Regions from separate parts of the Mus musculus genome. Here region 1 is linked to region 2. The links are chromatin contacts, found by Hi-C in ENCODE. All regions are on one chromosome and are shown on one strand. The core of a region is the stretch at or near the end of the contact, and the rest is flanking DNA. Distances in the headings are between cores, read along the strand shown. Region 1 holds the start of Zcchc7 (zinc finger, CCHC domain containing 7). Region 2 holds the start of Tox (thymocyte selection-associated high mobility group box).

Region 1 (7,285 bases), core at 1,549-4,048, about 38 Mb before region 2:
ATCTCTTCCCATGAAAGGTAGAAAAATGAATTTAACAATTTAACCCCTATGGCAGTTAAGAGGATTTTGTTCCTTCTGTACTTGAAAACTGTGTTCTGGCATAACATACGCTTTTATATTTATATAGCTCATATATGCCAAAGTTAAGGTTTGCCTCAAGCTGTTTTGGTTTGTTACAACGTTAATTTCAATCAAATTCACTTAATTTTTAAAAAGTATACTCAAGGATGAGTATGAATCTGCATGTGTATCTGCATGTGCACACACACGCTTTTTGACGCAGAAGGCTTTCTCAGCTTTTTACTGAGCATACTTAACCAGCTAACACATGTTTCTGACAAACATTTACATCTAAAAAGTACCTGCTGGATTGTTTTCACAAAACTCCCTTTAGAAACATTTGAAGAAACAGGTCCAAAGACACAAGGAGGCCTCCCTAAGGCTGGACACTTGGTTAAGAACTCGGCTAGCATGATTTACATGTTCCTGATCTAAGCTAATCATCACTACAAATACTGCTATATGTGTACTGGCTAAACACCTACATTTATCTGACATATACATTAACTTTCCACAGGGAATACAAACCTGAAACAGACATTTTAATTAAAAGGAGTAGTAGACATTTAAACTTACAAATTTACTATTTAAGAACCTAACTGGTACTTAAACTTTATCAAAGTTCTGTGTGGTAGGGCACAGGGACACACAATAATCCTAGCATTTGGTCAGAAGTTCCTGTCTTAACCCCTAGAACCCATCCCCAAAGAGTAAATAAACAAAAGATGTTATCAAAGCACAGCAACTCAGAAGACTGATCACATTTTAAAATCTAAAATATCAGAAGTGGAAAAGAAGCTTATCTAAAGAAAGAATATAAAACCACTCACTGTGGTTTTTTTTTTTTGGGGGGGGGGGACAGTCATTGAATTTCTTTAAACTAACAAAGGTTAATTAGGTTTCCAGAATTTACCAAGACTTAAAAGCCAATATTCCCCCTTAAAAGATTACCTACTAGTCATTCTAGACGCTTTGCTCTTAATTTTCTTTCAAAGTATTTCCAGCTTAGAGCTTCTTTCTGGGTGCTATAGGTCATCTGAGGTAGATTTAAATCCCAAATTTGGTCTTATTCATTTGATGGTGCTGGGGACTATATCCAGGGGCCTGGACATGCTAAGCCAGTGTTCTACCTGGGGCTGGACCCCACCTTGAGGGCTGAATTTTTAAATCCACAGTTGTCAATGGATAAAATGACTAATAGTTTATTCTCCACTTAGGTTTATAACTTACAAGAATCTCAGTGTGCTACTGAGATTCAGTGAAGGCAGAAACAAAACCAATTACAAAAGTTAAAATGTCTGCCCCTTTTTCAAATGTTACTGTCACTTCCAATCAAAGGAGGTAAGGAATCCAAATGGGACCATCAAAGAGAGAAACAATGGGCTTGTCTCCATGTCAGAAATGCATGCTAAATTTACTGATGTTAACTTCTAACTACTCTTTGGACTCTGCTGGAAACAGTGCTTCTCCTATTTGTCCCATGCACTGTTAATCGTGTAGTTTTCATACAATTTTCACTTCCAATTCTTCCCTCAGATCATTCCCCATCCTCTGACTAAATGACAATAATTAACTGTCCCTAAAGCACAACACCGTCTTAAATACACACGCTGCAATTTAAGGTCTAAATGTTCAACACCAAGTCGAGAGCTTTTGAAGGGAGCCTAGTCATTAAATTAAGGGTGATTTTATACTTGGGAAAAACAGGCTCAGGAAAAAAATTATCCAATGGGCTAAAAAAGGCCCTTAAAAGTTTCCTTCTGCCGGGCGTGGTGGCTCACCCCTTTAATCCCAGCACTCTGGAGGCAGAGGTAGGCGAATTTCTGAGTTCGAGGCCAGCCTGGTCTACAAAGTGAGTTCCAGGACAGCCAAGACTATACAGAGAAACCCTGTCTCAAAAAAAAAAAAAAAAAAAAAAAAAAAAAGTTTCCTTCATTCAACCCTGAGACTTGAAATCACAGTAAACTCGACCTAAAGGTATTCTGAGCGTCGGCAGCTAATCAGTGATGGCTGGAACTGGGGGCTGCCAACTCCCAACCTCGATTTCCCCACAGTAAAATTGACTACAACTGTCTGCTGTTAGGGTGTGCGGGCGCGGGGGCAGAGGATCATCTTAGGATACCCTGGTTTTATATAAGGAATGGGGCATAGTTCCCAGATTCTTTGTGTCTACTCGTGAAGCGGCTACTTGACAGCACCAGCTTAAGGTGGCCCCCGACTGGACGCATCCTTGAGGGCCAGGTTCCCCTCAGCGAAGGGAGACCTCCACATTTCGGGACTGGCCCACCTCCCCAGGACGGGTGAACCGTGGGAGGCGGTGGAGTAACGCCGACAGAGAAGACGTGCCCGTCAAGGCCATCGCCGCCCAGCCTTGCCCAAGCCCTGGTCTCGGGCCGCCAAACCCCAGCCCGGTCACTGAGCCGCGTGGGGCGGCACGGAGCTGAGAGGCCATTTGCTGCGCTGCACTGCGCTGAGCCCCGAAGGACCGGGAGGGGAAGGCCAGAGAGGGGCACGCATTAGTTCCACAGCTCCGCGGGCGAGGCGGAGAGGGGAAGGGGTCCCCCGGCCGCGGGACAGCTCGGGGTCCGTCACACACATACTCACTGCCGCGGCCGCGACCAGGAAGCACCAACCAGGAACCGAAACGCGTAGAGGAACGGGGAGGGGCGAGGACAAATGAGGTAAGGAAGCCGCGTCCGCGCGGACTCCAGGGAGGAGAAGGTACTTCCGGGGAAAACAGAGCTCTTGGGAGCTGTCCTTCCGCCCAACCCGCGAGTCCTCCGAGCGCATGCGTAACGCTTATTAACCCTTTGTTTTCTCCGCCTATAAACTTTGTGTTTGGTTTTGTTCTTTTTTTCTTCATCCTTCCTTTCGAAAAGAAATCTCGGCTGAAAAAATTATGGTGCATATTTTTATCTTATGAGTTATACTAAATAGAAGCTACTTGAAGGGCAAAAGTAAGTGCGAGTTCACTTACTCCCGTGTTGGAAAGAAAACTACAATTCCCATGATACCTTGGTCCGGTCGGCAGGGGCTGTCTCTTTTCTAGCTCTGGGTGACGCCCTCGTAGTAACACGTGGCGCAGAGCAAATCGGCCCCTTTTCCGGGTGGAGGTCAGAGTTAGTAGGGGATTTAGGGTTAGTAGGTGACTTCGGAGAGGGACCTTGATAATGCCAGCGCGGGAAGAGGCATTTTTGAGAGTGTCTGGTTTGGGTTTTGGTTTTTCCGCTAGTGGGAATAGTGACCGCACGGCTTTTCTCACCTTAGGTTGTAAAGTGCACTCGGAGGTGCTTCCGCCTTGTTAACTGTTTGTGAACCGTGAAGAGCTGCACTCCTGCAACACGGAGTAAATGCTGTTCTTTCTGGTACTAGGAGACGGTGTTCACGGCCTCCAGCATTGGTTCCCTTGGTCACACCTTTAAGAAAAAACAAAAAAACAAAAAAACTTTAATTATGAGGTTGGACGTGTAACCCAGTTGGTAAAGTGCTTGCTTACCGCATAGAAGGCCCTGGGTTCATTTTTAAGTTCCACCACATAAGCAGCCTAGTACAGAGGAGGTGGAAAAAGGAAAATAAGGAATTCAAGTTCATCCTTAGCAACGTGGAGCAGTCAAAGATAGCCTGAGCTACTTAAGACCTTGTCACAGTCAAACACAAACAAACATAAGTTCATCTAAGCAACTTTACAAATACCGAATTAGGTACTGACAACATCCCTGATAGATGAGTTTGATTTTAAATCTTTTTGCCAACATTTATTGAACATATTAGAGCCAAGCTGTCAGCCTTCTACGTTATTAGAAAACTAAGCTTATATTTACTTAAACTAAATTATAGGGGGGTTGGGGGAAGAGTTTCAGGAAAATGTCAGGCTGTTCTAGAAAGTCCAGATAAAGTAGAAGAATTTTAAGGTCTTGTTACAGTATTAGGAGTTTGAAAATAATTACAAAATTCGATTAGCATTATGGTTATGTGCTAGGAAAGAAAGGGACAAGACACTATAAAAAGGCAAAATTGAAAAACCTATTTGGGGGATAGAAAAAGTGGTATAGAAGTAGGTCACATGTTTGGACAGTTCAGGGAATATGTGCCAAAGGAATGCTGTGTGTGTGTTTGTGTGTGTGTATGTGTGTATTAAAAGACTGAATTTTTAATCAAGGGCCATAATAACTCCTCTTAGTATATTGTTAGCTTACAGGTGATTTCACTAGACTCCTCCCAGGGACCGAGCAAGGGATTAGAGGACCTATAAAAGGACTGCTGGCCACCCGGCTCTCTGTGTGTTCCATAATCTCATATGTCCTCTCCTTTTTCTTTTTTCCCCTCCCCCCTCTCTGTTTTCAGAGTTCCCTCTCCCCCGTCTGTCCTCAGAGGTCCCCCTACCTCTTGCCCTCGTGGCCCCTGCCTGCCTCTATACCCTTTCCTACCCTGTCCCAGGTCCTCAGTCCTCTCCCTTCCCCCAGGAAACCTCTTTTATACCAGATCTGTTGCATGGCATAATTACTCAGGAATATGCCTTGGCATGAGCTAAGTACCCACCAGGTACCCCCATTCATAACAATATTGTTTTGCTGCCCCTTTTGCTAGTTTTTTAGGTTTTACTACAGAGCTTAGTCCAGCCTTAAACTCAAGTACTGGGATTGCAAGTTGGTGCAACCTAACCTAACCTTAAAAACCTAACTTTTTTTTATTATGTGTGTTTGGTTGTTTGAGACAAGATCTCTTTACTGTGTAGTCCTGGCTGTTCTGGAACTCTCTATACAGACCATACAGGCCTTGAACTCAGAGATCTGCCTGCTGAGCTTCTGAGACTAAAGGCGTGTGCCACCGTGCTCAGTGATTATTTTTATTATTAGTGTTAATTTCTATTTACAAAAAAGGAGAAACCGACTCAGATGAACAGATTTCTAACTGCCAGAAGTAGTGAATACTGCTTAATCTTGAGTTTATCAGCTTAATCAAACTGAAAAGCACTGATGAACCCTTCTGGGTATCCTGTGAGCATATTTTCAGTGAGGGAGTTAGGTCAGGACCTAAATGTGAGCTGTACCTACCATCCAGGGAAACTAAGCACCCAGACAGAGTTAGAAGGGGATAAAGAGAGAGGTGTGAGCCAGAATAAATATGCTGCTCCTTTACCTTGTTTCTCTTGAGAATGTAAAGCTAATGAGCATAACCCTTAATGGCTGTGGCCTCGCCTCTCACTGTTACTCATGCAGCCAACAAAATACCTTAAAAGGTGGAGGACTGAGGGATAGTTCAGTGGGTGAGGTCACTTCCTGCTGAGCCTGACCACCTGAGTTTGATTTCTGAAACTGAAGTGGTGGAAGGAGATGACTGACTCCCATAGATTATCCTCTGACCTCTGGTGAGACACGTGCATGTGTATACACATATATGCAAAGTAAACCCATATCAGCTCAAAGCAATGGGGTGTCATTAACTAACATGCTGAATTCTGAGCAGTTAGCTGCTAACGCATGATGCTCTCCCACATCTGTGTCTTCATAGCAACCCCCTCTGCCTGCGAAGTACCCTCTGCCCGTCCAGTGTTCTCTTAGTCTCTTCTGTTAAAATCCCAAGCCTTCAGAGAAACTTCATTCACACACACAGGATGGGCTTATAGGATTTCCTACCCATTGTATGAACCTCCCTCTCACTGTTCTCATAGCTCTATCCCAGCTAGGCTGGGCTGTAAAACTACTTGAGAGTACAAGTTCTAATGTTGTCTTTTGATGTTTACAACTGGCACAACACCTACAGAAAGCAAAATATTCATTAAAATTTTTTAAAGACAATGTTTAGATAGCCTTGTCTAAAAGTAAAGGATTGTTCGAAAGTGAAAAGCCCAAGAAATCAGAACGGGGACTGAAGAGATGGCTCAGCAGGTGAGTGCCTACTGGTCTTCCTGAGGACCAGAGTTCAGTTCCCAGCAGCCCCTTGGCAGTTCTGTAACAGCTGCCTGTAATTTCAGCCCCATGTGATTTGATGCCCTCTCCTGACTTCTGCAGATGCCTGCGTACACATAGCAGACAGTCACACAGGCACACACCTGCACAGAGAAATAAAAATAAATCTTCTAAAGAAATGGAGACAAGTCCCACAGACTAGGGTTGCTATTGAGCATCACCAGACCCGTTTTTCTTCTCTCTTTCCTTAGCTACTGGCCAGATGGAGCCCAGCACCTCAACCAGGAAGCATTTCACCATCAATGACTTTGAAATCGGGCGTCCTCTGGGCAGGGGGAAATTTGGGCGTGTGTACTTGGCTCGGCTCAAGGAAAATCATTTCATCGTGGCCCTGAAGGTCCTCTTCAAGTCTGAGATAGAGAAGGAGGGATTGGAGCACCAACTTCGCAGGGAAGTGGAGATCCAGGCACACCTACAACACCGGAACATCCTTCGCCTGTACAACTACTTCTATGATGACACTCGGATATACTTAATTCTGGAGTATGCTCCAGGAGGAGAGCTCTATAAGGAGCTTCAGAGACATCAGAAGTTGGACCAGCAGCGTACAGCCACGATAATACAGGAGTTGTCAGATGCCCTGACCTACTGCCATGAGAAGAAGGTGATTCACAGGGACATCAAGCCAGAGAATCTCCTGCTGGGCCTCAATGGTGAGGTGAAGATCTCAGACTTTGGGTGGTCTGTGCATACCCCCTCTCTCAGGAGAAAGACAATGTGTGGGACTCTGGACTACTTGCCCCCGGAAATGATAGCGCAGAAACCGTACAATGAGATGGTTGATCTGTGGTGCATTGGGGTGCTCTGCTATGAGCTGCTGGTGGGGAAGCCACCCTTTGAGAGCAGCACCTCCAGTGAGACATACAGACGCATCCGCCAGGTGGATTTTAAGTTTCCTTCATCAGTGCCTGCAGGAGCCCAGGACTTGATCTCCAAGCTTCTTAGGTACCATCCTTCAGAGCGGCTGAGCCTGGCCCAAGTCCTGAAGCACCCCTGGGTCAGGGAACACTCTCGAAGGGTGCTGCCTCGCTGTGTTCAGGGGGCTTCCTGAGCCCTGTCCGTCTCTATCCCTATGTATTTCTTCAGGAAGGTCTCCAGGCTCTGTTTGTTAGTGTATGTGGTTCGCTTGTTTTCTCTTTTATGAAATGATGTTAATTAAAACTGATTACTTTAGCATCAAAAAAAAAAAAAAAAAAAAGAAATGGAGACAAAACCAGAAAGCTTACACATGTTACAGAGATAGGTCACACACACAC
Region 2 (7,695 bases), core at 1,350-3,849:
CATCCATTTTCCAGGTTTCATTTTTCTTTTACAGCTGCATAGAATCCCAATGTGTATAAGGGCCACATTTCCATTATGATTCACCTCTCAATGAATGAGCCTCTACTTCCTTGCTATGCCCAGTTTTAAGTATTGATTTTGTTATTATTTTGTTTTTCATAGCCATATGCAGCCCCCACCCCCCTTTGCTTATTACTATACAAATAAATGGCTGGAGAAATAATTGAGTAACTCAACATGCTATGGACAGAACTATCTCATTTTTAAAGTAGTATTTACTCCAAAGTGTAGCCACTTAAATTTTCCTTAAGTGGAATGGAATATTACTACTCAGTAAAATGTAGACCTTGAGTAGGATGTTAGACAATGGTGGGTATTTAAAGTTATTATATTGATGACCATGCTTTAGTGTTAAGCTCTCTCGTGGTTAATGTACTTTTAGCTCAAATTCCTTAGCATGCAGAGCTCTCATGTTGACTCCACAGACTTCCTGTGAAAGAAATCAGGTTGCTTGCAGAGGTAAGACACAGGTTTCTGGCCCTTGGGTTTCTCATAATGGTAGTGGAAATACGTGATGTGGTACCTCCAGTATGTCCAAGGAGTCAAGACACTGACAGCAAGGACCATTCCAGCGATAAACCAGCCCATCTTTCTGCTGGCCCGAGGGCCAAACAGAAGTTGATTATGAATCCTAGGGAAGTTTATAAACCTCAAACTTTATACAGTATAATTTGTTGATGACAGAAACTTGAGATTACGTGTTTATTTAAAGCTACAGACTTTTTATAGCCCCACCCACTTTAACATCTACAAATGAATTTTAAAATCGGTGCTATGAAGCCCTGAACCTATGTACTTGTTATTGTAAAGACCTTTAATAGAGGAAAGATCACCCTTTCACTTATTTTGTGACTCAGAGGGTTTGAATGCAGAGTGAAAATCCTTCCTCATTTCTAAAGCCAACATCCATCACATTACTCTTAAGGTAAGAAGCTGTGTTCTTCCTACCCATAAAAGGAAGACCTGAGGACAACAGTTTAAGAGAAAGAGGCTACCATGGATGGAAACCAAAGTCAAGGAAAAGTTTCCAAAGGCCTTTGCATAGAGGAGAGAACCCCAGGATGCTAATTTACTATCCTTACAGGGCATCTGTTGCTTCCTCAGATCTTTGCATTTGACTGGTGCTCCTATTATAAGGGAAGAGAAACCTGGAAAAGGCTGCAGAGAGCTAGAGAGTAGCTGGCTATTACCCACCATGTACTAAAAACGGTTTGGGGTGGGGGATGGGAGGTAACAAGACTGTTTCCATATATTCTTTGACGCCAGAAACAGATACCTGTGGACATGAATTTTCCACTTTTTTACAGGGTCTTAGGCCCCTAAGGTGTGAAGCAATCAGGAATTCACCCTTGAAAGGTAAACATTGCCCACCCCTATATTAACTTCTCTCTAAAGTCTTTCTCAGGGAGAACGTAAGATGTCCGCTGGACAGTCATCAGGGTCCCAAAACTCTCCCAGATGCCAGGGGACACAATATTGCAAGTTTTTGGGGTTGACGAAGTAAAGCAAAATATGGATGATATCTTTATCCTACCAACAAAGAGAGCCCAGGGAAGCAGACAGCTGATTCGTGAAGGTTGGGGTGGGCAGTGGAGCTCCAAGAGTGCTACTGGGAATCCAACAGTGAAAGTATAATTCCAAGAGGCAAGTAACTAGCCCAGATGTGTTCCCTGTAGCGCATGGTGTGCTGATAACTGTTTCCTTATTTACCCTTCTAAGCACCCCTGGAGTCTTTTTTGCTAGTCCCGCAAGGGCAGGCTCAGCCTCTGCAAACCCTCCCACTGAGAACCAAAGCCGAATGCCGAGGCTCTCTGAGCACTAACTCCAGGAGCACCGCTCCTCGCACAGAGATCAACTGGGGTCCCTTGGTCAGCTGCACACTAGAATGGGGCAGAGGTTGCGCTCCCTGCAGGCTCCCGAGCAGCGCCACAAGACAGCCTCTCCTCTACCTCCCGCGCGGGGCAGAGGTTGGCAGTGCAGCTAGCGGGCAGGAGTAAGTGGTGGGGGGCTCAAAGAATGGGGTGGGGCGGGGGTGGGGCTGCGGGTGCTGGGCGGGGGTGCGCCACAGCGCCCCCTTGCTGTGCGAGCCCCACGGTGCCCCAGTCAGCCTTTGCTCAGTCTCTCCAGCCCCTTTGTGTGATTGTATCCACCTCCATGGCACCCACCCGGGGGTGCTGACTGGGGCACTGACGCTGCCCGGGGTCCCGCCACTACTGATCGAGCCGCATTCCCTTCTTCTGCGTTTGTCCCTCGCCTGGTTCTCGGTCCCCAACTGTACCCTCTGGGCCGCGTCCAGCCTCTGTCGGCACCCCGCCGGTCCGGGGCACTAGTGTCCTCCGATCTTGATCTCCCCTGCAACACCACACACACTCCATCACTCCCCCATCCCAGGCCTCTAACGTGGAGAAAAACTAAAAGCAAAGCAAGGCAGAGTCTCCAATAAAACGCCCAGTACCCCGAGCCCGAGCGCGAGTGCCGGGCGGCGAAGGGCGCGGGAGGCGGGGATGGGGCGGCGGGCGGGGGGGACAATGAGCGCGTGAAGTTACCTGCCCGGCGGCGGCGGGCCGACAGCGCCGGGGCCGAGCGGACCAGGCAGGCTGCGCGCTCGGTGTGGACGGGTGCGCGCCACGGCTTGGGGGGGAGAGTTGAGCGCTTTTCCACCCTCTGTTTTTTTTTTCCTCTCTCTCTCTTTTCTCTCTCTCTTTTCTTCCTCTTCTTAAACAAACCACAAACGGATGTGAGGGAAGGAAGGTGTTTCTTTTACTCCTGAGCCCAGACGCCTCTCTGTTCCGTCTGAGCTTTTTTTTTTTTTTCTGAGCACTTTTTTTTTTTTTTTTTTTTTCAAAAAGGAAAAGAAAAGGAGTTGCTTGATGTGAGAGTGAAATGGACGTAAGATTTTATCCTCCTCCAGCCCAGCCCGCTGCTGCGCCCGCCGCTCCTTGTCTGGGACCTTCTCCCTGCCTGGACCCCTACTATTGCAACAAGGTGAACACTCTGCTTTTGTCTGCACCGATTCTGGCGGCTCGATCCCGGGAGGGGGGCAGCGGTGGCTGGACCGCGATGGGGCCCGCTGGGCGGACTGGGCCGGCTCGCAGAGGCCCGTCCCGGGCGCGCTCGGTCGCAGCCCGCGGCGGCGCTGCGTGCGCTCGGGTAGTAAATATTGTGGAGCAGCTCCGGGGGTTTGCCAAACAACGCGATTGTGCGGAAAGTGACACGATTTGCTCGGATTCTTTCCTTCCTGCTGTTCGCCACTAAGGATCCCTGCTTAGGTTTGCCGGGAGACATTTAAAAAAAAAAAAAAAAAAGCGAGAGATCGAGAGAGAAAACCCACGGAATACTTTGGGGGTGTGTCTGGGGTCTGGGAACTGAGGCAGAGTAGGAGAATTCAGTTTATATTCTAGTTCCTTCTTCTCCCTCCCTTTCTTGGACAGCGGGGGCTCGTGGCATCGCTTCCTTGCTCCGGATCACTTGCCAGAGGAGCAGCTAGGAGTCGGGGTGCAGGGACCCCGGAGGATCCGGCGTTCCCACACCGTGAAAATTATTCTGTAACTCTTTTGTTTTCTGTTCCGGCCGCCGAACTGGAGTTCGGACGCTGGCCCTCGAGACCAGGACGCTGTGGGCTAGTCGCATTATGATTTGGGGGAACAGATCTCGTTTGGGGGGTGTGGGGTGTGGAAATAGCAAGTTTACAGGAAGCCAAGCTAGCGCTTTGCATTCAAGTGTAAAGCTCCGACGCTCTTTGCCTGGCTGAAGCAGGGTCCCTGGCTGGGCTACATCATAGTCTGCTGACTTGGGCCACACAGGACAGCGGAAAGGTATTTAATGCTGGTGATCCAGAATGAGAACTCTGGCGAAGCTGCCCCGGAGCTCAGCTTGGCCCAAGGATAGGACAGCCAGGAGTTTCTAGGGAAGTAATTGCTCTCCTGGCTTCATGCACGCAAAACCTGAGAGGGACACGGAGGGACCGGAGGGATCGTCTCCAAGAGCAGCCACAGGCCACATCTCTCCTCTCCTGGGGCTTGGTGGATTTGTCTAAGCAGTCCTAGCTGATAGAGGTTGCTGGGGACAAGAAGGTCTCTGAAATGCATGGCAAGCCTTTTGGACTCCCAGTTCTTGCTTGATAAAAACCCCCGGCAGATTCTTCCAGTCCTTTCAGGCACTTCACTGACAAGTAGATTAATTCTTTGGGGAAAGTCTTTGAAACTCCCAACATTTGTCTCCTGAGGAGTCCTCACTTTAAAACGTGATGTAGAGGTGTTTAGCACCCCTGCCTCCTGGACTCTCTACTACCATACAGGCTAGTAGTTCTCAGCTCTCAGTCTTGATTATTACACACACACACACACACACACACACACACACACACACACACACACACACACAGCTGTGAGTTACAAAGCCTACAGTCACGCCACAGAGAAGCAACTGGGTGCCATGTCCACTGTAATATTCAGTAAGAGTTGTGAGCAAAGGTTAGTAGTTAGGCAAAGGGGTAATACAGGTCTTGAGGCCAGGGGCAAGTTGAACTTCAGCACGCACAGCAAAGTTGGTGAAATGAAGTTTTACACTGCTGCTAACACCATTCTTGCAGCCTAGAATATATTTTGACTTTAGAACTAAGGGCTTTATGCTTGATATTTTTCCCCCCTGATAACCAGAATACCGTTACTTTTTTCTTTAAAGTAGAAAGTCTGTCTTGGAGATTAAAGACCTGTTCTGTAGTTGTTACCAGAATCAAAAGATTGACACCATTTTTGGCAATAAAACTATACAAGTCCTATTACATTTATCAGTGAATTTGGGTTCCAAAAAAGAAGGTAATGACTTGAATACACATTTCACTCATTATTTCTGTGATAGTAGGGTCAGATTTAATTTAAAAGTTAAATGCTTTGGAAAATCAGGAATTACTTCAATATATTAAATCATTTTCCAATTTAAGTGCCTTAAATAATTTTAGAGGGTTGTGCTGTGAATTGAATGAATTAATTTTGAAAGTCTTCACCATTTCTTTACTAGTCCATTGAAGTTCCTTTTAAGTCACCCTGTGTGTAAGAAGCAAACTGTTCTTTTTAAATGCAAATTAGCCATCCTTTCTATAGACTAGTTGTAAGACTTCTATTTAACTTAGATGGGGAATAATGGATTTTTAAAAATGCAAAGTCATAAGACTTGTTTCTTCTAGTAGAAAAATACCTCCTGGAAAGGTTTCTCTAGGGACTCTTTCCCTATCCATCTCTGTGCCACAGTCTATCAAATATATTTGTCACTGCTTCTTGATTGTACTAAACACACTGAGAAGGTTTCAAGATCCCACAAAGCCCAGGCACTTGTTCCCTACCCCATGGTGATTTGCACTGGTGTAAAATTCCTGCCTAGTTCCACTATTTGAATTGCTTAGGACCGAGACAATCAGTGCTCATTTAGCAGTGAGGTGTAGGGAGATGTGAAAGAAGGGGAGAAGTTTGGAAAGATGAAAAAAATAAATCTGTATCTATATTTAGCAAAATCCTGTTGGATCAGGCTTCCCCATAGAGATAGATTGCAAAGTAAACCTGTTTTCCTTCTGAGCTGTAATGAATACACAGTTTATTTTAAATAACAGTCACTTTGTTGGGTTATTTGTTTTTAACAGGTTGATAAGATCATAAATTACTAATTATCTTTATTTTAAACCTGTCAACACTATACTGTTTAAAGTTGGTGTGCTAAGTCCCATTGGAACCATAACTTTCTGTGCTTTGGTGTCTCACAAAATGTAAATATAGTTTTCTGGTGGCACTTTTTTTTTCAATGTCAGAAGAGACCCTAATTGAGAAAATGAATATCCTCTTTCTGAGCTTTTCTGAATTGAAATGTGGTTGTTTTACTCTGCTGACACTTCCCAGATCCTCTGTTCTGTACAGTGCCAAAACACTATTTAGATTTCTCAGTTAATAAACTCTGTAGGAGGCACATTTAGAAGCAGTTTAACCCAGTGGTCTTTTGTAAGAGCTCCATCCACGATGAACATACCACAGTGCAAACTGGCCTTTACATTCACGTAGCCCACTGGGGGAACCAGGCAAACGACATCGCTTATGGCAAGTGTGTGAGGCCATCCCCTCCCTTAGACAAACTGCTAGAACTGGTGGCATGGTGCGTGCTTTATGTAGGTCAGCTTTTGAAAGAGCAGTGGAGATCAGAGACCGGCCAGAGGCATGTAGGATGGAGGGAACAGCTTTCACTTCTTGCAACTGAAAGCACAGTTCTATTGTAGACACTGAAAGATGGGTACCAGATCAGAGTTTCATCCAATTAGACTATTTTAAGTAACAGTGTATCCCTTAATTGAACTGAATGTTACCAAAGAAATTAGATTAAATGAGCTCCCAATTGGAGTGCTGCAGCAAAATACAGTCCCCCCTTTTTTTGTTCTAGTTGAAGATGTCAAATCATCATTTTGAACATATACCTACAGGAATAATAACAGCTTTCAGTTTCTTAGTGTAGTGTCATTTCTAAAGACCGTTTTTACAGATTTTATGCTAAAATGGGACAAAGACATGGCACGTTTTATTTTTGCGGTGATGTGATGTGTTCAGTTACTGCTCAGTATCTGCCCACGTGAGGAGCACTAATAAAATTACGTGCTAGCTTGGCTAATGATAGGGGTACTGACCTTGTCCAGCTGTGGGAGGGGAGTCATAGGCTTCACTGCTCACAAGAGTTGCTTTTATGTCCTGAGTCATCCATTGGTGGATTTAAAAACTGGGAGCCCCGCACATAAACTCAGGCTTAATACTAGCTACATGCAAAGTAAAGAATTGTGGCCACTTGAAATCCTGTGCTTTTGGATTGCAACGGAAAATGAATACTCTTTCCATGAAGAATCAAAAGGAAGGATCATTTGTGGACAGATGTTACACCTGTGATAACTTTTGAGTAATACACTATTAATCATAGCAATGAAATCTTTGGACTTTTCTTTCTTCTTGTATTGTACTATGCATTGTATTTTAATGTGGCAGCACATGCCATGCCTAAAATGCTGGACGTGGAAGCACACTGAGAAGGGGCCATTATTCCTCTTTGATGAATAAATGTAAGGAGACAGAGGAGGACAGAAGGAAGGGGAACAGGAGGAGAGGGGTAGAAGGGGAAGAAGGGGAGGTTCATAGGCAATTTAAAGCATCATAATTAGTCTTATCCATAACTCCTAGAACTTCTATTGACATATTTTTCTGTTTATTGATACTCGATGCATCATTTGTCTAATCAAAGTTTCCTTGTGGGTTATATGGGCTAGAACCTCCTATAAGTTAATAAATTTATAAACAAGAAAGAGTATAAGCCAAGACATCATATAGTTTTTGACACTAAATCTTATAGCACACAGAATCTTTAATGTTGCTATCTTGACTTTGTCACATATTTTAGTGTGACCAATCTCAATTCTTAACTGTGCCAAAAATTATAGTCATGAGGTCTGCAGAGATCTTATTTTTAACAGCATATGTGGCTGAGTATTCTGAAGTTTTGTTGTATATTTTTAAAGTTACTGGATGATAATGTTAAGTAGACTTGATAGTTTGCTTAGGTATAAAACCTGAAGCAATCTTTAATATCTTCTTGAATAGGTAGTGTACGGTTGAA

The links. Hi-C counts contacts between places; a loop is a spot of excess contacts on that map.
Region 1: a loop to region 2 is called in a map of T-helper 2 cell, with 40 times the contacts of the local background. The contact joins the promoter of Zcchc7 here to the promoter of Tox in region 2. A Hi-C loop is called at or near these places in 2 of 37 maps with a recorded cell type or tissue (T-helper 1 cell and T-helper 2 cell).

Annotation. Positions count from the first base shown.
Region 1 is chr4:44,752,072-44,759,356 of GRCm38, reverse strand. Zcchc7 (zinc finger, CCHC domain containing 7) reads right to left here and starts at 2,798. Exons shown (of 9, transcript NM_138590.4): 1 at 2,665-2,798. It also overlaps the pseudogene Gm12463.
Region 2 is chr4:6,985,740-6,993,434 of GRCm38, reverse strand. It overlaps Tox (thymocyte selection-associated high mobility group box), which reads left to right and starts at 2,599. Exons shown (of 9, transcript NM_145711.5): 1 at 2,599-3,045. The coding sequence starts at 2,944.